Linked DNA regions of Homo sapiens: region 2 is linked to region 1. A link is an interaction called in ENCODE POLR2A ChIA-PET data of the cell type or tissue named here. Cell type or tissue: OCI-LY7. All regions are shown on one strand. Each heading gives the region's core, and the rest is flanking DNA. Links, peaks and the distances in the headings are about the cores only.

Region 1 (11,454 bases), core at 1,232-9,231:
AAATAAATAAATAAATAAATAAGATGTACATAATATTCACCATATGATAAAAAGTGGAAAATATACTAAATGTTCATCAGGAAAGGACTAGGAAAATAAATTCCAAGATGTATATGCACATGCACACACAATGGAATACGATACACTCATTAAAAGGGAAAATGTATATGAATATTCTTTAACACAGAAATGTTTCTTAAAATACATAATGTTTCAAAACTGGTTATAAACCAGAAAATTAGGTATGACCCCATTTATAGAAAATTACATACTTGTACAGAGATATTTAAAAGGATGTTAAACTTTTAAATGGAGCAAAGTCCAGTCCCGAAATTTTGGATAACATTTTATTTTTTACATTTGTCTTTAGTGTTTTAATTAAATAATTATTCTTAAACTTTTACAACTATTTTTATTTGGGATAAAATTCACATACAACATTAAACATACAAAAGTAAGCCATGTTTAAAAATAAAAAGGAGAGGCCAGGCACGGTGGCTCACGCCTGTAATCGCAGCACTTTGGGAGGCTGAGGCGAGTGGATCACCTGAGGTCAGGAGTTTGAGACCGGTCTGGCCAACATGGTGAAACCCAGTCTCTACTAAAAATAAGAAAAATTAGCCGGGCGTGGTGGTGGACGCCTGTAATCCCAGCTACTCGGGAGGCTGAGGCAGGAGAATCACTTGAACCTGGGAGGCGGCGTTTGCAGTGAGCCGAGATTGTGCCATTGCACTCTAGCCTGGGAGACAGAGCAAGACTCCGTCTCAAAAAATAAAATAAAATTTAAAAAAAAGGAGATGGGGATGACCCATATAAAAGCAAGACACTGAAGACTTAATAATTACTTATTAAATTTTCATGTATATCAAAAAATAATGGAAAACACTGAGAAGATCAACAATATAAAGGCATTTTAACTGTAAAAAATGATGGTTCAAAGAGTTAAACAGCAATAGGCATTTTAAAAGAAAAAATCTTGAATATGCTACAGAGTTCTTAAGTAGATTCCATGTACTTGGAAGGAATACAGAAATTGCTGAATATGTCATCTGTCCAAACCTTTTAAGAAAAACTGTAGAAATTAAAATATCTTTGAGAAAAACAATAGTTCTTAATGACATAGTGTCATGATCTAGAGCCAGCAGCATCACAACCTTTTTTTAAAATGTGAGACCTGGTCTCACTCTGTCGTTCAGGCTAGAATGCAGTGGCGTGATCACAGCTCACTGCAACCCCAACCTCCTGGGCTCAAGCAATCCTCCTGCCTCAGCCTCCTGAGTAGCTGGGACCACAGATGCGTGTCGCCATGCTCAGCTAATTTTTAAATTTTTTGTAGAGACAAGGTCTCACTTTGTTGCCCAAGCCAGTTTTGAACTCCTGGGCTCAAGCAATCCTCCCACCTCGGCCTCCCAAAGTGCTGGGATTACAGGCATGAGCTACTGTGCCAGGCAGCACCGAAATCTTTTGCAGAAAACACAAACATATACAAAAAAGACTATGTTCACAAACTATAACATTGACTTGTTTCATCAAAATCTAGAACACAAATGAACAGTACTTTAGGTTTACAAATTCTGAAGCATACTCAAATCCACACAACGTAAAGAGTTAACTTAAATCCAAGGTGACATTTATGATCATATTCCAGTTAAGAATAAGCTTTTTAGAAAATATCATGTAATCACGGATATTTATTAACCATGATGACTACATGATCCACCTTTATTCACCAGATGCATCTTCGAATGATATCATTTTCAAAATTTAAAAACTCTCCTGAAAGAAAAAAAAACTCTCAACACTGAGGATATTTTAAAAAAATGTTCTGGAGCTGAAACTCCAACAGAAAAGCTCTAGAAGTGTTCCATGCAAGAATATAAATATTCAAATAAGTTTATAACCATCTAAAACAATTTTGAAGGCTAATAAAATATATATAATTTGGGATGTTTATTACAAGTAAAGGTTGAGTGCATACGTGTACGTGTGTGTGTGTGTGTGTGTAACAGTCCATGAAAATATACTTTCCCACATGGTTATTAATCTTTAAGAGGGTGCCAAGTGACATCTCACAAAATGTATTCTCCTCTGCACTATGCAGTATTCAAGAAAATGACATGAGCTTTGTACAATCTTATGATTTTATTGTTAGAGGTCATGTTAAACTAAGAAAATAGTAATTTCAGCTCAAATGTGAGTTAAATCATCAAGTTAAAGTAAAGCTTTTTATTAAGTGAAGCTCTCTCTGCAGAATATCTCACTTAATATACATAACATTTAAATAGACTACTAAAAAAGTGACAGCTGAGGAATGCTTTCACTTCTTTCCATGGTTTCTACTGAATGTCATTTCAGAAATGCCTATACAACACATGACAATGTGGAATGTCTCCTCCCATGAAAGAGCATTTGAGTTGAGCAGCAAGCACACTTAGGGCAGTAACACAGAACTCAAGCGTGTCTTTTTATGGTTAGCCAGCATAACAATGCAAAGATAAACAACCAAAACACTAATAAGGTCAGAAAATACTGACATAGAGGGAGCCATAGTAAAAATGTTATTTGGAAAAAAAAAGTATCAGTAAAATAACAGAAAATATGCATTATTTCTAATATTACCATGCTAGAGATTTCTTTTCTTTTTCTTTCTTTTCTTTTCTCTTTATTGGTAGAGACACCGTCTCCCTATATTGCCCAGGCTGGTCTTGAACTTCTGGGATCAAGTCTCTTGCCTTGGCTTCTCAAAGTGCTGGGATTACAGGTGTGAGCCACTGCATCCAGCCTAGAGATTACTTTTCTAAATGAACACTCAAGGATTTGTTTAAAGAATTTTTAAACTAAGTTACATAAACTGAAGCGTCTATTGATAATCAGTAATAGATCTCATTTCAAAAATAAATCTAACATCCCAATAATTTTTTTCTTTAAGACAGAATCTCGCTCTGTCGCCCAGGCTGGAGTGAAGAGGCATGATCTCAGTTCACTCCAACCTCTGCCTCTTGGGTTCAGGCGATTCTCGTGCCTCAGCCTCCTGAGTAGCTGGGATTACAGGCATGCGCCACCATGCCTGGCTAATTTTTATTTTGTATTTTTAGTAGAGATGGGGTTTTGCCATGTTGGCCAGGTTGATCTCAAATTCCTGAGCTCAGGTGATCCGCCTGCCTAGGCCTCCCAAAGTGCTAGGACTACAGGCGTGAGCCACCATACCCAGCCACCTAATAAATGTTTTGATTGTAATAATGGCTACCTTTACATTGTAAGTATTATAAAAGTAAGTGGTTGATATAAGCTTTTTTATTAGGACATTTTAAAAGTTTGTCAGTGTGTTACACTTACCCAATTATTTAATATTCTATGAATTCTGCTCTTCAAAATATTAGTTTACATTGTGTCCAATTTTTTTTAATCATTAAATATTTATTGTGTACCTACTAAAACAAAATGCCGATACAAAAGGAGATTTAAAGAAAAAAAGAATCAAAGTCCCTACCTTAAGGGTATATAAGGGACTTCTTCCCCCCCACCCCCAGTATCCATGGTATGAAGTTTCCTACAATTTGTCTCTAAAAAGAATCAAATATGTACATGTACGTATGTATAAAAAATTTACTGTAAATGATTAAAAAAAACTAAAACAGGCTAAGTGCAGTGGCTCACGCCTGTAATCCCAGCACTTTGGGAGGCTGAGGTGGGAGGATCACTTGGGCCCAGAAGTTTGAGACTAGCTTGGGCAACACGGGGAGACTCTGTCAAAGAAAAAAAAAAATTAGCTGGAAGTGGTGGCACATGCCTGTATTCCCAGCTGATCGGGAGGCTGAGGTGGGAGGATCACTTGAGCCCAGGAAGGCTACAGTGAACTATGTTCATGCCACTGCACTCCAGCCATGGTGACAGAGTCTGTCACCCTGTCTCAAAACACACATACACACACCACACCCACACACACACCCAACAACTGAAACGATATAAATTGCTATTAGGGTAAAGAAAAATAAAGGTAGTTAAAAATTAAATTCTATGTCCTGAAAAAAGGAGTGTTTCTTGTTGCTGCTGATATATTCTGCACATAATGGTAAGTCAAAAATAATCTTGGCACTTCCTAAAATTTAGGACAATTTCGAATTCTGAGATTAATTTAGATACAGTACTACTGCACTTCAATTACCATAGAAAGGTCTTAAAAGTATGGGCTAGCTAAAACAAATGTGGATGAAGAAAAAAATTATATGTGTGTTTCACTTGATTTTCAGCTAATTTACAGAGAAACCTCCAATTACTAAACACCACCATAATGATGAAAAGATTTAAGAATATTTTCTTCTTCAGACTTCAAAGAAGATACCTGGCATAGGGTAAAGTTTGAGTTTCGGCATCAAACAGACCTGCATAAGAATTCCAGCTCTGCCATTTATTTTCTTGTTAACTTTGAGCAAGTGAAAAAGCATGTTGTGAAAATTAAACTATTGTTTGGAAAAGCACTGCTCCTCAATAAAACACTGATTAAGTCATGGCTACTACATATCTGACTCCAACTGAGAATAAACTTATAATTGTTGGAGTTCTTCAACCTTTCAAAGAGGTATACCAAAATGCCAATACCTCATCATCTTCTCAACCTTATTGTGGAGCCCCACAAACTTTCAAAAGAAGGGTGGAGTAAAAGATGGCAATTTTTTGCAGGCAGAGGCAATGAAAATAGCAACTTCATATAGTGTCAAGAAGTAACATGTTATGGTAGTAACAAAACAACGTTTTATGCCTCCCCCTATTAAAAGGTTTTTAAATAGTTTTCTTTTAAAAATCATCTAATAAGATTTTTAAAACACTTTTCTTATGTGAACTGTAATTTTTAAATGTGGTAATAACAAATGGATGATGAAAAACACTTCCTCTATTCCATCCAGTGTTTCTACCTGGCTATAGAAAATGCTCAGTCACAGCTTGCAATCATACTGTAGCTGAGGCACATGAAAGATGGTCTTGGTTATGACACCTCAAAGTCAGACCACAAAAGTGTTGCCAGGAAGCACAGAGGCAGCAACTACAGAAAAAGCATTAGAACAGCAGCAGTGTGGGCACTGGTGCCCTACCAGCACACCCCATATATGGCTAGGGTTGCCCACTTATTTGTAGGAAGTGAGGGGCCAGTTTGGGGTTGGGAGGGTTTTATTTGTTTGTTTAGGTAGGTTTTTAAAAATGGATTTAGGATGATTTCAATAAAAACTTTTGAAAGGCATGAGCATAAAGTGTTACAGCTTTTCTAAAAAGAAAACTATGCAGAGAAATATTTTACACTGCACATTCTTTTAGACACAAATTTTAATGCTCTTTAAAAGTTATCCAGTAGGTTCTTCCAAGATCTTAACATTCTCCATCAAAAAAAGGGTAAACAGTTACAAACTATAAACTCTTAATTCAGATTTTACATAGTAATCAAACTATTTGCTAACAAGCAACTCAAAATTAATTGCTTCCAGTCTCTTTTACACTTCACATCTTAAGAAGACTACACAAAAGTATTCCCTTTACTGACGAGAGGATCACATATTTTACAAAGATGCTTAAAATGGCTCCCTTAGAAGTAGATCAAATTTGTATTTTAAAAGCAAAAGGATTTCATATTAAACCTATCTGTAAGTCTGTCTGTTTTGGAAAGTAAAAGAAAAACTATTTTAAAATTCTAATAGCATAGAACATGGAACTAATTCTACTTTGTATTCCTCTAGAAGTGGTACCCAACCTTGGCATCAGGAACTAGTTTTGTGAATGACAATTTTTCCACAGATGTGGGTTGGGGAGTGGGGCCGGATGAAACTGTTCTACCTCACATCATCATCAGGAATTAGATGCTCATAAAGAGCACACAACCTAGATACCTCAGAAGCGCAGTTCACAATAGGGTCCGCACTCCTATGGGAATCTAATGCCGCTGCTGATCTGACAAGAGGTGGATTTCAGGCAGTAATGCTAGCTTGCCAGTGTGTCGCTCACCTCCTGCTGTGTGGCCTTGTTCCTCACAGGTCGTGGATCGACCTGTCCACGGCCCAGCGTTTGTGAACCCCCGCTCTAGAGGATCTAGCTCAGACTCTTACAAAGTGAGTAATTAATTAGTGACTCAACTGGATATAATATTTTTCTACCACTTAACCAATATCTAGACTGCTTTAAAATTTAATAGAAAGGAGGTCGATATTAAGAATTTTTTAGGCCGGCCACAGTGGCTCACACCTGTAATCCTAGCACTTTGGGAGGCCAAGACGGGCGGATCACTTGAGGTCAGGAGTTCGAAATGAGCCTGGCCAACATGGTGAAACCCCATCTCTACCAAAAATACAAAAAAAATTAGCCAGGCATGGTGCCACGCACCCGTAATCCCAGCTACTTGGGAGGCTGTGGCAGGAGAATCACTTGAACCTGGGCGGCGGAGTTTGCAGTAAGCCAAGATTACACCACTGCACTCCAGCCTGGGTGACAGAATGAGACTCCATCTCAAAAAAAAAAAAAGATTTTTTTAAAATCTCAAGATATTAAAATATATTGAAATCTACAACAAAGTTTTTAATTTGTTTCATAATCACACAAATTCCATTATGTGCAAGAACAATACGCTAAGTATCTGATGCGAAGGTTTCAAAAATATATCTCACAACATAAAAATAACTCTAAAACTTCCTATTGATGAGGTAAAAAGATAAAAATTCAATAAACCTTTAGTGAGCATCTACTATGTGCTAGGCTCTGGAAATACAAAAATTGTGGAAGATTAGGTCCTCAGAGGCTACAAGGGAAGACAAACACAAACACTATTCAGTAAAAAGTGTTTTTATTGCAGGAGAGGCAGAATATAAGGTACAGTGAACACCCCAGAAAAGAGAATGTGAATCTTGAACAATGACTAGAATTTTAATTGGCAAACGAGGGAGAGAGGATAAAAGGCATGGCTAAAGGCATGGAAATAAAAAATGTAAAGATCTAGTTGAAACGTAAGCAAGTTAACCAATTTCTATAAAGGATACAACACAATGGAGATGTATCAACCATAAGCTAAATGATAAAATGTACTATATCCAAATTTAGAGAGAGGAATAACACCATCAAAATGATACTGTTCAAAGATTAATATGACAGCAATATGCATGCTAGATTAAATAAGGGAGAGAATAGAGGCAGGAAAAACAATTAAGCTATTACTATACTCTAGGGATAAAAATAAGGCTAGGTGCGGTGGCTCACGCCTGTAATCCCAGCACTTTGGGAGGCCGAGGCAGGTGGATCACCTGAGGTCAGGAGTTCGAGACCAGTCTGATCAACATAGAGAAACCGCATCTCTACTAAAAATACAAAATTAGCTGGGCATGGTGGCACACGTCTGTAATCCCAGCTACTTGGGAAGCTGAGCCAGGAGAATCGCTCGAATCCGGGAGGTGGAGGTTTCAGTGAGCCAAGATAGCGCCATTGCACTCCAGCCTGGGCAACAAGAGCAAAACTCCATCTCAAAAAAATAAAATAAAATAAAATAATAAAGGTATGAACTAGGTTGCCAGTAAAAAGTGGCAAAGAAAAGAACTGATGCCAAGGTAATTGTAAAGAAAAGACTGAGCTAGAAGACAGACTGGATTATGCATAGACAAGGGGAATGAGTAAACAATAACTAAAATGTTTAACTTGATTCTAAAGATTAATACATCATTAACAGAAACAGGAACATCAATGAGAAGAGTAGACTTGATGAAGAAAGATAGACCTGTTTTAGGTTGAATTTAAAGAAATTCCTGACGATGTAAAATTGTCTTACCACCAAATTAATAATACTTTTAAAATAATTAGTTAAAAAGGATGCTGGTAAAGTCTAAAGATAAGTATCTCTAATGTTAACGGATAAACGTAAAATTATAATACTGAATTGCAACTATGAAAATCTATATTTGAACAATAAGAAATCCTTTGAAGAAATCACAAAGGTTAACGTGAATACAGTAGTTGCCATTCTATGGCAAAGGGGGTGAACTTGTATTTACTATATTACTACTTAAAAGACATTATTAAATATAAAATTACAATACATTTAATATTTCATTTCAAATCAATACATAACCCCAAAAAATGGAAATGAGGCTTGGAGCTTTGCAGAAATGAGGGAACTGTAAACTGACTTGGAAGTCACTGGCACAGAGGAAAAAGAAAAGATTTTAAGGCTAAAATCAACAGGCTAAACTCAAAACTGCTGGAGAAAAATCTCAGCCCTGTATTTTATGCACACCAGTATCAGTAAGAATCAGCAATAAGGCATTCTATATATAACTTTATTAATCTCCTTAAATCTTTACAAAATATGCTAAAATAGAGATATAATCACATACTGTAAAACTCTACCAGGTAGCTATAAAATCAGAAGCTGATTATTGCCCCATTGGTAATAATGAAATTCTACTCTAGACCTCGGTTCTAGAAAAACCAGAAATTTGTATCTATGGTTAACTTTGTGCTGTTTTGTAGCTTTGGGGGTCAGGTCCTGGGTAGAGTGGGTGGGGGAGAAAGGCTACTCTGGAGACTAAGATAGGAAATTTGACAAGAAACGCTGCTTTTTCTTCTATACAGAGGACACATTTCTATACAAAAAGAACAGCTGAAGACTGGATATCTTTTATAACTTCTAATGAGGTAGCACATTCAACAAATTAATAAACCTTTAAATATAAGCTCTTTAAAGTAAAAGCAAAATATTCGATTTTCAAAAGCATATTTGTGGGTTGTGATGTTCCTAAAACTTTTCTCTTGACAATGAAATTTAGAACACTTGATCAAAACCAGAAAGTAAATGAATATTCAAAAAACAATCAACAATTAACCCCGTTATACATTTTAGGTATTCTACGATCTTTTGAGAGGTTAAAGTTTTAAAGAACTATTCAAGGACTATTAAATCAGTGATTTTAGTTTTTACAATTAAGTATGGAAAACAAGCTAAGTTCAAGAGATTTCTTAAAGGCTTAAAATTTTCTTGTGTGTGTGTGGTTTTTAATTTTATTTATTGTCTTTCACTAACTGTTGTCCTAAATTTGCCCAAAGTGAACTCCCTGTTTTCATAGTAACAATGGGAAAAAAGTACAAGAGTTGATAAATAAGAAATGAGAGTGAAGAAAACATAACACAAATTTTTAATGCTTGATATTTTAAAGACTTTGGCTTCACCGATTTAAGGCATTTGCAGATATGGAAAAATGTTATGGAAAAGGGGAGGCGGTTGGAGATTATCGGGTCAAACCCACACTCACAGTGACAAAAAGTGACAGAAAGATATTACGCAAATGGAGTAAATTTAGAAACTTCTGTTTGTCAACTAAAACAAAATACCCAATAAAGATATATCTACACAACACCAAACTGACCACTGAATTCAGTTAATCAGGAAGACATTGGTAAGTCTGACAATTCTTGTAACGTGTGAATATTGAGAGGAGAAAAAAAGATCTTAAGAAGGCAGTTAAATGTATTTTCTCTTCCTCCCTAAACCAGTATCACAATAATGTAAATATCAAAACTTTTCGTCTTCCTCTAAGCCAATACAACTGGGTTCCTCCACAACAATAGTAACTTTAAATTTCTATTTGACAATTTGAATAAAACATATTGATGCGAACCATTATCCAATTATCCTGACCTCCTACAGTAATAATCGTCTTTCAAAATCTGTTTCACACTAAAACGTGTAAAGTACACTTGAAAGAAATTTGAAGATTCATCTTATATAATTACATTATCATTTTTAATGCCAAAAGTTTCCTTCATTCTCAACACCATGGTTTTAAAATTTTACGAGTTATGATATGCCTTAAATAAACTTCACCCAAATAAAAAGTTTGCTATGCATTAGAGAATCTAAATTAATGAAATTGAGAAAGCGCTAGACACCCTGCTATATTTTTACTGGGTGCCACATTTTTAATTCCATATTTGTCCTGCAATGTGTCAATCATTTCAATATATCCAGTCAACTTTGTAAACAAAGGCTATACTCCAAGTCTGATAAGAGAATTCCATTACACAAAATTTAAAATGGTCATCACTCCCTTAAACAGTAAGCAGGACAAGGAAAAATGTCACTACACACCTTTTTTTTAAAAGGCATCAAGTTAATATTCATGAAATATAAAGCCTTGAGTTTCAACCTCCCAAACAAGTTTTTACTACAACATTATTCAAAATAAGGCTATGCATCTTCCACACACAACCAAGGCAACTTTGAGATAGCTTACAAGTCTTTTCATTGTTAAGGGGAAGCTATCGCTGCAAAGTCATTTTCTATTACAGTTATTCCAAGTTGCCCGCTAAGAAAATAGAAAAAGCCTATGTTTTGTCACCTATTACCGTCACTTAAAAATTGCTTTTTATGCATAACTCTACGTGGTTGTGTTGCTTTTGGCCTGTTAAAGGCAAGGCAACATTATCTCTGGATTGCCAATAGTTTCTCCTTATTTGGCTAACATTGAGAGATCCCAATCAGACTACTATAAAACTTTAATATGCACAAAGCATCCATTTTGAGAAAAGTTTGTGACCAGCTTTCTTTTTTCCCAACCCCAAAAGAAAAACCAGAGCTTGGTAACCGGCTTTGAAAAGAGTGTCCCCTATTTATTCTTCTCTTTCTAACACCAGTGCACACCCGAGGACCTGGGGCTCAAGGATCTCTGACACTGCGGCAAACTTCGAGTATCAGACTCAACACGTTCCGGTCCGGAGGTGGGCAAGCCCTTTAGAGGGCTTCCTTACTCTACCCACTTCCATCCCCTTCCTTTCAGCCGGTGCAGATCAGCTAATTACACCCTGTTTTCCCCTCCCCAGTGACCAAGAGTAATAAATGAGAAAACAGGAAATCGTTCGTTCAGGGCACTCGGCTTAGGGCTCTAGATTACTATTATTATCATCATTTGTAATCAAGTCCTAAAAAGTGCAACAAATCCAATGCCCACCTACAAGTCAAAGATGTTCATCTGCCTAACCGTCCGTAATGCCCCTTGTTAGTTTTCTTCCTTCAGCATCCACCCCTCCGAATATACCACTGACACCGGGGCCCAGGCACAACCCCACTACACCCCTCCTTGTCTCGACCCCAAATCCCAGACTTATCCACGAATGGCCCTGGGGCCCCAAACGACCACAGTTCCTTTTCCCCTATGCCCCGGAAATCACCCGGTTCCCAACTCCACCAGCAACTGTTCTGAAGGGGGGCCTCAAGCCCAGCGCCCTCCCTTCCACCAGCTCTCCCTCCCGCCCTCTGGGGAAACCGCCCCCTCACCCCGCAGCAGGGAGTCTCCCGCCGCCCCCAGCCTCAAGAGGTGGAGAACTGAGGGCAGGCCCGAGCAGGAGGCCGACGAGAACCCTCACGGTCAGGAGAGCCGGCGGCGGGGCGCACAGACCTGGTGCAGGGCAGTGAGTCCGTCCACATTGGCGTAA
Region 2 (11,454 bases), core at 1,239-9,238, 89 kb after region 1:
TCATTTATGTTCAAGGTTAATATTGTTATATGAAGTTCTGTTTTTGACATATTGTTAATTGTTATCTACTTGTTTTATAAATCACTTGTTTCTATCTTTTTCTCTGCCTGTCTTTGTGGTTTGGTGGAATTCTGGTTTGTTGACATTTGATTCCTATCTATTTCTCCACTGTGTAATTGTTTTATATGACAGTGAGTTTTATACTTTTGTATGTTTTTATGATGGTGAATGTAGACCTTTTGTTTCCATGTTTAGGATACTTTTGAGAATTTCTTGTAGGGCTGGTTTAGTGGTGACAAATTTCTTCATCATTTGCTTGTCTGGGAAAGACTTTATTTCTCCTTCATTTAATCTTGCTGGATATAAAATTTGTGATTGGCAGTTTTCTTCTTTCAGCAATTTGAAAATCCCTTCCCATTCTCTTCTGGCTTGTAGGACTTCTGCTGAGAAGTCCATTGTTAGTCTGATGGGTTCCTTTTATAGTTGATGACACTTTTCTCTTGTTGATTTTAGAATTCTTTTTTTTCATCTTGACTTCCTTAGATTCCTTCTTCTGCCTGGTCTAGTCTATTCTTGAAGTTTTCAAAGGTATTTTGTAATTCCTTATATGATTTTTTTTATTTCTAGAACTTCTCTTCAGTTTCTTTCTAAAGATAATATATATCATTGATAAATCTTTGGTTTATATCCTGAATTGATTTTCTGATTTCTTTCTATTGGTTTTCAAGCTTTTAAAAAATTCACTATTTTGAGTTTTTTAATCTGGCAGTTTGAGGATTTCTTTTTTGTTAGGATCCATTGCTACAGAATTACTGTGTTCCTTGGGTTGGAGGGGGGTGGTGTCATAATACCTTGCTTTTTCATGCTTTCCATATTATTATTCTGCTTTCAGCACGACTGGAGAAATAATAGCTTCTTGTTTTTGAATTTACTTTCTTTGGGGCAAGACTTTATTTTTTGTCTTAAGGGTATGAGTATAAAGTAAGTTTGCTAGGACCATTTGACTTTGCCTCTGGGTGTGCTCAATGTGAAGACTCTGTATGACTTCCTAGGTTATAAACAGTCTTGGTGTTTTCTCAAACATCAGTTGTAGTAGTGGTATACTGGATGAGTGAGCAGGCTTATGACCTCCTGAGAGTGGCCAGGGTTTATGGGCAATAGTGGTAGCATAGGTTGCAAGAGCATCATTTTATTCTTGGGCATTGTGTACATGTATCAGCAGATATTGTAATGAGCTATGTGGGTCAACCTCCTGGCCAGTAGATGATGCTTTCAGGTAAGAGCCTGCTGCAGTGGTGGCAATAGGATTTATTCTTGACCTCTATTAACATGTGTAATTCTCAGGTGTCTCAGGTGATGGGTTGGGCTGTGGGATGCTCAATGATCTGGGTCCTGTGCTCTGTCTTGGGAGATTGGGCAAAGCTAGATGGAATTGGAACAGGGCCTGAACTTGGGCTCCCCAATATTGGGCATAAGCACTAGCCCTGACAGGGTTAGGGGGCAGTCCTCAGTGGCCTGGAGAAATGCTTGGGTGAGGAGCATAGTGGCTGTTGCTGTGCTGAGGTCTCAGTTTGGGGAAGAAAGAGTGGCCATAGTGCCATAGCCTAGCAGGTGAAGTGGGACCTTCTCTCCTCTTATGCCCCAGACCCAGCAAGGCAACTACCTCATCCCCACTGTGGCAGCAAGTTGGGACACTTACTTAGTCACTGAGGTTCGCTTCCAGTCAGCGAAGCTTCCCTAGGCTGTAAAACTCACAGCTCAGTCAAAACTGTGTTGACCGACCAACTCTCCTCCTGCTTCTTTCCTGTGAAGGATAGGAGCCTGGTTCCAGTGCCAGCAGCTGGTGCACATACTACACTAATTTCTCAGTTCTGGCTGTGGGAGCCAGTTCCCTGCTAAAGCCCCAGATCTCCAATCCCCAGCTCGAGTCTCTCTAATGCCAAGATGGCTACCACTGCTTCTAGCTTGCAGGATCCTGCACAGCTTGTTAGGAGCTAAGATCAAGAATGGCATCCTTCTATTGGTGCCTAGGTCTGGGAACATGTGTGGGACACTTCCTGGAGACATTCCTTCTCACAGTCTCCTAGCTGCCCCCAAGTTAGATCCAGGGCTTGGGAGTGTCCTGGTGTTCTCCTGTGACCTGGATTGCACAATTCCTCACTAAGAAGATGGATCACAGAGAGACACTCACTCATGCTCTCCTGTATTAGGGATTCACTTGTGGTTTTCAGCTGGACCCGGCCGTGTGGGGTGCCTGCCTACCTTCTCTTTCCAAGTATCTTTCACTTTTCTGTTGAACTCTCTTGTTCTTTCTTGGATAAAATTTCAAAGTGTGAATCTCTGTACACTATTTTGCTCCTTTCCTTTTTCCTTTCCTTTCCTTTCCTTTCCTTTCCTTTCCTTTCCTTTCCTTTCCTTTCCTTTCCTTTCCTTTCCTTTCCTTTCCTTCCTTCCTCTCTCTCTCTCTCTTTGTTTCTTTCTTTCTTTCTTTCTTTCTTTCTTTCTTTCTTTCTTTCTTTCTCTCTTTCTTTCTCTTTTCTGTTGAACTTTCATGTTCTTTCTTGGATAAAACGTCAAAGCATGAATCTCTATACACTATCTTGCTTCTTCCAAGTGGGTGAAGTGTGCTGGAAAAGCCTCTATTCTGCCATCTTGGAAAAGAACGCAAAACAACAAAACAAAACAAACAAACAAACAAAAAACAACCCTTTTTTAAAGAAGTCTACTAATTTTTAAAAACTAATCTACTAAAATTATCATTTTTTTTCAGCATTCTTTTCCAGCCTGCCTGTTCTTGTAGTTTTTCATCCTAACTCTTCCTGAGCTCCTGTGCTACTTTGATGTTAGTATCTCCCTGTTGATTCTAGGCTGGCTTTGTTTGACTGTTGCAAAGAGATGAGCAATGACATCCTAGGGTAGTGTTGTGAAAATAAGTGGGCATCATTACCAAGTTATCTGCCAGCCTTCCCCTGTTACTGCTTTTCAGTCTTCTTCTACATTAGGTTTCCATTTTACTCTCAATATCCTTCCCCCAGTTATACCAGGCTTTGACCTCAACTTCTCTCCCTAAGAGCTTCTTAACCTTTTGGTGCAAAGTTCTGGGATTCCTTAATTTCTATGTCATTTCTGTGACATCGTCAGAGTTTGGTTTTAGGGGTGGTAGCTTTGTTAATTTGCCATCTTTTCTGGAAAAAATAATAGATTATTTATAAAATAGAAATTGTATTTATCTTGTACTATAATTAAGATTTTCTAATAGTTATCAGTGCTATCAATTTTTTTTTTTTTTTGCTTTTTTCTGGGTACATGGTAGGATTGTATTTCCCTACACTTTTGCTGAAATTCAGTGTAGTCATGTGACTTGCTTTGCACAATGAACAGCGAGCAGAAGTCTATGTGTCACTTCCTCTGGAAGCCCATAGAGCCAGTGCATAATTTACCATTTTCTCTTTTACTGTCAGCCACGGCGATTAAACATGCTGTAACTGAAAGACTGGCAAACTTCTGTAAAGAACCAGAAGATAAATATTTTAGGTTTTGCATGCCCTATGGTCTCAGTTGCAACTACTCAACTCTGCCGTTGCAGTGCAAAAATAGCCATAGGCAATACATTAATAAATGAGCACGGCTATGTTCCAATAATACTTCATTTGAGACACTGAAATTTGAATTTCATATAATTTTCACATGCCACAAAATATTATTATTTTTTTTAAAAAGTGGTTTTAGCTCTTGGGTCATATAAAATCAGGCAGCAGGCCAGATTTAGTCCACAGGCCATAGTGTGTCAGCCCCTTTCTAGATAAACAGTACTTGAAAACTCTGATTCCCAGAGGGAGGGTAACATAGAGCAAAGCCCCCTACTTACCCACAAAGAATATTCGGTGTGTGGCAAAAAGGGGAAACTTGTTATTTTAAGTCACTAATTAAAAACCTAGCTCAATCTAATATACTAGCTCAATCTAATACACTAATTTTGTTTTTAAATTAGTGTAAACTAATTTAAACCTAGCTCAGTCTAATACACTAATTTTGTTTTTAAATGATAATACAGTAATGAATACCTAGAAGACAAAGGTTAAGGGAAAGGAAAAGAGAAAGAGGTGCTGAGAAAAAAACAAGGGGAGTTTGAACTGAAAGTTAAAGAGCTCATTAAAATTTTGACAGATCATCCATCTTTTCATCTGAACTCCGTATCTATAAATCCTGATTATCTGCCCATTTACACACTTAATAATGTATCTTTTACTCTTTCTGGGATGCTGAAATGTTGATCGCTTCAAATAATTTTTAAAAATTAAGTCATGGAAGTATTTTAAAAGTGATCTGAAAACTGCGTCAGAAAGTCAGGAAGGCCAAAATAAGGAGCTCTGTTAAGAGACATTCCATCAACAAAAATATCTCTTCTCTTTTCTGCCATGGCAACTCCAAAATAGTAAAGAATATGTAATAGGCAGTATCCTTATTTGAACCAGGATGCTGAGAATCGTGCAGGCAATAAATGTCTATTTTGGTGACAAGCAGGAGCATTTTATGAAAAGAGATTGTTCTGATTCTTTAGCTTTTGTTGAGCTTTCCCAATTGTGAATGGCAGAATTCCAGAGACACTCAATGTATCCACTTTCCAACTTATAATTGTATACTCACCTTGTGTATCTTTGTAATCGTTGGAGTCCTGATTCTAGCATGGTTGGTTGTGTTAAATTATCTTTTTCTTTGGACATGCCAGAGCAGGACAGAGAAGAAGATATTTATGGTGATACAGGTTGCACTTGTCAGAGCCTCCTGCCGTAGAAATGTTGGTGGGGAAACAGTCCTTATTTGATCATTTTTGGGGAAGGAAATTAAAATAAGTTTTGTACAGAGGCTCTAACTCCCTCAGGGCAGCTGAGTGGGAGAGAGAGAGTCTCTTTGGAAAATCCACAGTTTATTCTTCCAAAACAATGTAGCCTCTAAGAAGTCAGAAACATTTGGAGAAAGTACAGAAATGAAAAGCATTATTGTGTGAAGTTCAAACTCTCAAGAAAAAAAAAGGTGTTTTATAAAAAGCTCAGACTTTACTTTTTGCCTTGGAAATCCTGTGGACTACAATGATAGGATTTGTTTAAAATATTGCACTTAAATATTTAAATGTAGCAGGCCCTATGTGTTTGATTTCTTTGTTTAACTGATGCATAGTTTCCCAACTATGTAGTGACTGGTGTAAAGTGTGAGGCTGTTCTATATTTATGTGGTTCAGCTTTCCAGAATATTTGGATACTGGCCTTAAATATGTACAGTATTGTTCCCTTGCAGCAGTTTTTCAATGCCCAAATATATTAATGTTATATCCCCAAAGTCCTCTCTTCTGACAGATGGCTAACAAGGAAAAAAGTTAATTAAATTTGTTAAGTCATTTATGAAAAATATAGGGGCTTCCGAGAATTACAAAGCAAAGTTTCCATTCACTATGTGGGAAGTCAGATGCCTGGTAAATCTTTTATCTATTTGTGTTTTAAACAACTTTGCCTTCAGTATATGGATTTTGTGTGCAATGTCAGTATGTAATCTGAAGTAATTACAATAATTTAATAGCATGAAACACGGAACGGGGCAGTAAGAATTTTAAAAATAATGATTTAGCTGATTTTCTATCAGAAGCATTGAGAAAAAAATTTCTGAAGGAGAAAAAAGTGAAATGTTACTCTCCGGTGAATGGTTTCACACAGAAATGAATCTGTTGTCTAACAAAGATTTGGTTTTACTGGTGCCCTGTGGCACCAATACATTTTTCTAAAGTGTAGAGAGGTGAATGTGGATGCCACGGTCTGGTCCTGACCTCGCTAAATACATGGAATCTCTCCCTGAGGCAGACCTTCATTGGAGTGAGGTCAGCAACAAGAATTTGGCTTTGAAGAAATCGTGAATTGACAAGCAAGCAGAGAATCTGAAAGGATACATTTTCTACCAATGAAACTTTAATAATCCCCAGGAAGACTGTACACATTTTAAAATAAGTAGTTTTCACTCCTAGGAATTGGATCCCAGGGCAAAAGTGAATGAAAGGATATAAAATTAGCTTGAGAAACAAAAGAAGTCTAAGGAGAGTTTATATTATAAAGTGCATACTGGATTCTATAACAGAATGATCAAAGTAAACATGATTTTAAATGATACAGATGTTCCCAAGATACAAAGCATTCTGTGGTTCTAAGAGTTCTTAGGAGGCTGCACAGACTCTTATAGTTTAGATAACATGAAATAATGTTTCTGTGTATTCTATAGGAAATCATTAATCTAAACAATTCTGTACAGCTTCCTAAAATACTTTATCAACCCTAGAAGAATCTGTTTCTTAAAAGACTATGTTTTTTCATGATTATTGCTCTTAGTCTAATTTTAGAAAAGACAAGTATTATAGGCTAAACTATGTTCCTCTCAAATTCATATGTTGAAGCCTTAAGCCCTAGTACCTTAGAATTTTACTGTATTTGAAGATAAGGCCTTGGAAGAGGTGATTAAGTTAAAATGAGGCTTCTAGGGTGGGTCCTAATTCAATGTGACTGGTGTCCTTATAAGAAGAGGAAATTTGGAACACAAGGAAACACTAGGAATGTGTGTGCACAGAGAAAAATCCATGTGAGGAAATGGGAGAAGGCGGCCATCTGCAAGCCAAGGAGAGAGGCCTCAGAAGAAAACAAACCTGCTGACACCTTAATCTTGGACTTCTTGACTCCAGAACTCTGTGAAAATAAATTGTTGTTTAAGCCACCCAGCCTGTAGTATTTTGTTATAGAAGCTCTACCAAACTAATATAAGACACAATAATGCTTTACCTTTTCCCAGAGCCAGGAGATCTCTATTGGGAAGAAAATGAACTGTCATAGGGGAAATCTATGCACTTTTAGTTAGGCTTTTTGCTTTGTTTTACCTGGATACAAATCCCAGTATGATTTTCATTGAGAATGTTAGGATGAAGAGGTCAGGAAGCCAGATTTTTCAGACCACTGATATAGAAAAACTTTTCACTGCTTTATCACAATCCCAAGAGAAACCAATCAATACTTTTGATCTGAAATATGTGTCTTTCTGATAATCTGGTGTCAAAAAATGTCCACCTATCCTATACTAGCTTTAATATTAAGAAGATGTCCTGACGAAAAAAGTAGGAGGAAATTGGCTTTTATTTAACTGCAAAACATTAAAAATATTTGCATATTTTGGCATCATGGAGGGGTAGCCATTATTTGCATTTTAAAGGTATAGAAAGGAAAATATACAGATGTTAAAGTTTTCCTTGGTTACATAAGTCAAAATCTTTAGCAAGATGAAGACTTTTTCTTTTTTTTAAGATTTATTTTTGTGGACGTATGGCAGGAGGAAGCCCGATTAAGGCAGCATTCTGGAGAGGGTGATCTCATCTTACTACACATAAGATAGAATCAGAATGTGGGGTATGTCTAGAGCAGGCTCGGGGTTAGGATGGCCTTGCTAAAGGCTGTGGGGGAAGACTGGATTATCAAAAGCCAGAAAATTACCTATAGTTGGAATTACATTCAAACACACACACCAAATTCATGTTCCTAATCCACACATCAGAAGTCTAGAATCCGATGGGGTCGTCCTTCAGTAAGACAAGATGACACATCAGGCAAGCAGTGAAACCCAGGAGTTAGGTGGAAAGAACAGTGTCCCAAAGTAATCACAGTTCACAAAGGCAGGAATTGAAGAGCTAAGTTATAGCACAATCAGTTCACAAATGTGTACATGTAAGAAACATAAACTTGTATGTGACATTTCTATGATCGAAATTAATATCCATTTTGAGCACCTGTTGCACAAAGCGATGAAATGTGCTCTTAGTCAACTCAGGATTTCACCATCCCTTTTTCCAAGCTTATGGCCAATTTCAAGCACCTTTTATATACTATCAAGTGAGTGGCGTGAAGGAGATCTGAGGTTTTTACATCTGGCCTCAGTTGTTTTGACCAATTCATTCAGGAGTGTACTGAGATGGACATTATCTATCTGGTTCTTGTTTATCAATCCTTGCAAGTTGCTGCTGAACTACATCTTGGTCTTTAGAGAAGGAGAAATGTTTTGTTGCTAGTCTCCCCCATTAAGGGCTATAGGGTCTCTATGAGCTGTCTTATCTGTCTGCATATATGTACCCTGCAGCCAATATGACTCCACAGATCCTGGACTTCACTGAGCCCCAGAAGCTTAGACCTTATTTTCACGATTATTATCTGAGAAAGGGAACTCCACCACCCTCATTCTCCATTTCTCCTACTCTCCTTCCATTTCTCCTTCGTTTTGGGTAATGTCAGGGTATACGACTCCTCTAGAGGCCCAGAGTTCAAGTCCTTTTCTTGCATTTTCTGAGTCTCTTTCCCCCAGCCATTACTATTCTCAGATATGATTTCCATTGAGAGCCATAAACACTGCCCAGCTAATAATACGAGCTCCTAAAGATATTGTTAGTAGCATTTATTAATGCCTTCAGTTATTGTCCTCTACCCCAGCTTTATTAAGGTATGATTGTCAGATAAAAATTGTATTATATAATGTTATAAAATGACTACCACAATCAAATTAATTCATATATGTATTACCTTACATAATTACCTTCCCCCCTGTGCAGAACACTTAATATCTGTATACTCTAAGCAAATTTCAAGTATATAATACATTATTATTAACTATAGTCACTATGCTGTACATTAGGTCTCCAGAACCTATTCGTTTTATGACTGCCTTGTCTACTCTCTGTTTCTGTGAGTTCAACTTTTTTTTTAGATTCCATATATAAATGAGATCATACAGTATTTGCTGTTCTGTGTCTGGTTTATTTCATTTAGCAAAATGTCCATAATTTCGTCCAGGTTCACTCATGTTGTTGTAAATGGCAGAATTTTCTTCTTTTTAAAAGCTGAAAAATATTCTACATATTATATGAATGTATATATGATGCAACATTTTCTTTATCTATTCTTAGTCATCCATTGATAGACACTTAGGTTGTTTCCATATCTTGGCTATTGTGAATAATGCTACAATGAATGAACATCGGAGTGCAGATAGCTCTTTGAGATGATTTTACTTCCTTTGAATACATACCAGGAAGCGGGATGGCTGGATCATATGGTAGTTCTATTTTTAATTTTTTGAGAACCTCTGCATGTTTTCATCAATGGCTGTACCAATTTATAGTCTCACCAATAGCGTACATGTCCTCTTTGTCCACATCACCTCTATCACTTATCTTTTGTTTTTGTGATAACCACCAAGGTGTGAGATGTTGTCTCATTGTAGTTTTGATTTGCATTTTCCTGATGATTGGTGATGTTGAGTACTGTTTTTGTGACAGTGTCATACTTTTATGAATATTATAACTTTAAGATATAATTTGAAATCAGAAATATGATGCCTCCAGCTGTGTTTTCTTGCTCGAGATTTTTTTAGCTAGTCAGAATCTTTTATGGTTTTATACAAATTGTAGGATTATATTTTCTATTTCTGCAGAAAATGCTATTGGAATTTTGATAGGAATTACAGTGAATATGTAGATTGCTTTGGGTTGTATGAACATTTTGACAATATTAATTATTGCAATTCAAGAACATGGGATATCTTTCCATTTATTTGTGTCTTTTCACATTTCTTTCATGTTTTATAGGTGTTGGTGTACAGATTTTTCATATCCTTGATTAAGTTTATCCTAAGTATTTTATTCTTTTTGATGTTCTTGTGAATGAGATTGTTTTCTTAATTTCTTTTTTGGATAGTTTGTTGTTAGTGTATAGAAATGCTACTGATTTTTGTATGTTGATTTTGTGTCTTGCAACTTTACTGAATTTGTTTATTAGTTCTAACAGTTTTATGGTAGAGTCTTTAGGTTTCTCTGTTAGAACTAATAGACAATTTCAGTAAAGTTGCAGGATGTCTTCTGTAAACAGAGACCATTTTACTTCTTCCTTTCTCCTTTGGGTGGCTTTTATTTCTTTTTCTTGCCCAATTGCTCTGGCTAGGACTTGCAATACTATGTAGTGGAAGTGGTGAGAGTGAGTATCCTGGTCTTGTTCCTAACATTAAAGGGAAGCTTTTAGTTTTTCACTGTTGAGCATTTTGTTAACTGTGAACTTTTCACACATGGCCTTTGTCATTTTGTGGTACCTTCCTTTTATACTATCTTAGTCCTTTTGAGCTGCTATCACAAAATATGAACTGGGTAGCTTATCAACAATGAACATTTAGTTTTCACAGCTATGGAGGTTGGAAAGTTCAAGATAAAGGCACTGGCATATTTGGTATATGGTGAGGATTTGCTTTCTGGCTCATAGGTGGCAACTTCTCATTGTATCTTCACATAACAGAAAGGGTGACTATCTCTCTGGATCTCTTTTATAAGGGCACTAATTCCATTCATGAAGGCTCTGTCCTAGTGATTTAACTACCTCCCAAAGGCCCCACCTCCTAATACTATCACCTTGAGGGTTAGGATTTCAATAAATGAATTTGGGGGAAACATAGTTATTCATACCATAGCTTATACTTAATTTACTGAGGGTTTTATCATGAAAGAATTTTGTCAAATGCTTTTTATGCATCTATTGAGATGGTCATATGATTTTTATCCTTCATTTCATTAATGTGAGTTATTATATCTATTGATCTGTGTGTGTTGAATCATCCTTGCATCCGAGGGATAAATCCAACTTGGTCATGGTGTATTGTCCTTTCAATGTGCTGTTGAATTTGGTTTGTTAGTGTGTTGTTGAGGATTTTTGCACCTGTGTTTATCAGGGATATTGGTCTATAATTTTCTTTTCCTGTAGTGACCTTATCTGTCTTTAGTATCAGGGTAATGCTGGCCTTATAAAATTAGTTTGGAAGTATGCTCTTTTCTTTAATTTTTTGAAGAGTGTGAGAAGGATTGTTTTTAGTTCTTCTTTAAATATTTGGTAGAATTAAAGCATGAAGCCAGCTTTTCTTTGATGGGAGACTTTTTATTGCTAATTCAATTTTCTTACTAATTATTTTTCTGTTCAGATTTTCTATTTCCTCATAATTCAGTCTTGGTTGGTTGTATGTTCTTGGTCAGTTGTATGTGCCCAGAAACGTATCCATTTCTTCTAGGTTATTCAGTTTGTTGGCATTTTCGTTCATAGTGTTTTCTTAGGATTCTTTGTATTTCTGTGTTTCTGTGGTATCAGTTGTAGTCTCCTCCTTCACTTCTGATTTTATGTATTTGAGTCTCTTATTTCTTTTTATCTTAGTCAGTCTAGATAATTTTGATTTTATCTTTTTAAAAAACCAACTTAGTTTTGTTGACCTTTTCTATTTTTATTTTTTAGTTTCTATGTCATTTATTTATGTTTTGAATTTTGTTATTCAATTTCCTTTTGCTAACTTTGTTCTTTTTCTAGTATTTTGTGGTGTAAAATTGGGTTATTTATTTGAGATCTTTCTTTT

The links. ChIA-PET counts read pairs that join two places held together with the same protein. Peaks named below come from ENCODE experiments on the same cell type or tissue, not always from the same donor. Only the 100,000 strongest peaks of a DNase experiment are listed, where the experiment ranks them.
Region 2: POLR2A ChIA-PET joins it to region 1 with 5 read pairs; 2 of 35 experiments call an interaction of 5 or more read pairs at or near these places.

Annotation. Positions count from the first base shown.
Region 1 is chr12:79,923,278-79,934,731 of GRCh38, forward strand. It overlaps PPP1R12A (protein phosphatase 1 regulatory subunit 12A), which reads right to left. Exons shown (of 25, transcript NM_002480.3): 1 at 11,418-11,454. Among named protein-coding and RNA genes, the nearest start is that of PPP1R12A, 6.1 kb to the right of the region's middle. RefSeq lists enhancers at 10,640-11,205, 11,006-11,065, 11,206-11,454, 11,406-11,454 and a silencer at 11,236-11,325. In OCI-LY7, for the core only: no CTCF peak of the experiment used is centred there; a DNase peak (open chromatin) is centred at 4,974; H3K4me3 peaks cover 907 bases.
Region 2 is chr12:80,012,472-80,023,925 of GRCh38, forward strand. No RefSeq gene overlaps it. Among named protein-coding and RNA genes, the nearest start is that of OTOGL, 81 kb to the right of the region's middle. In OCI-LY7, for the core only: no CTCF peak of the experiment used is centred there; no DNase peak of the experiment used is centred there.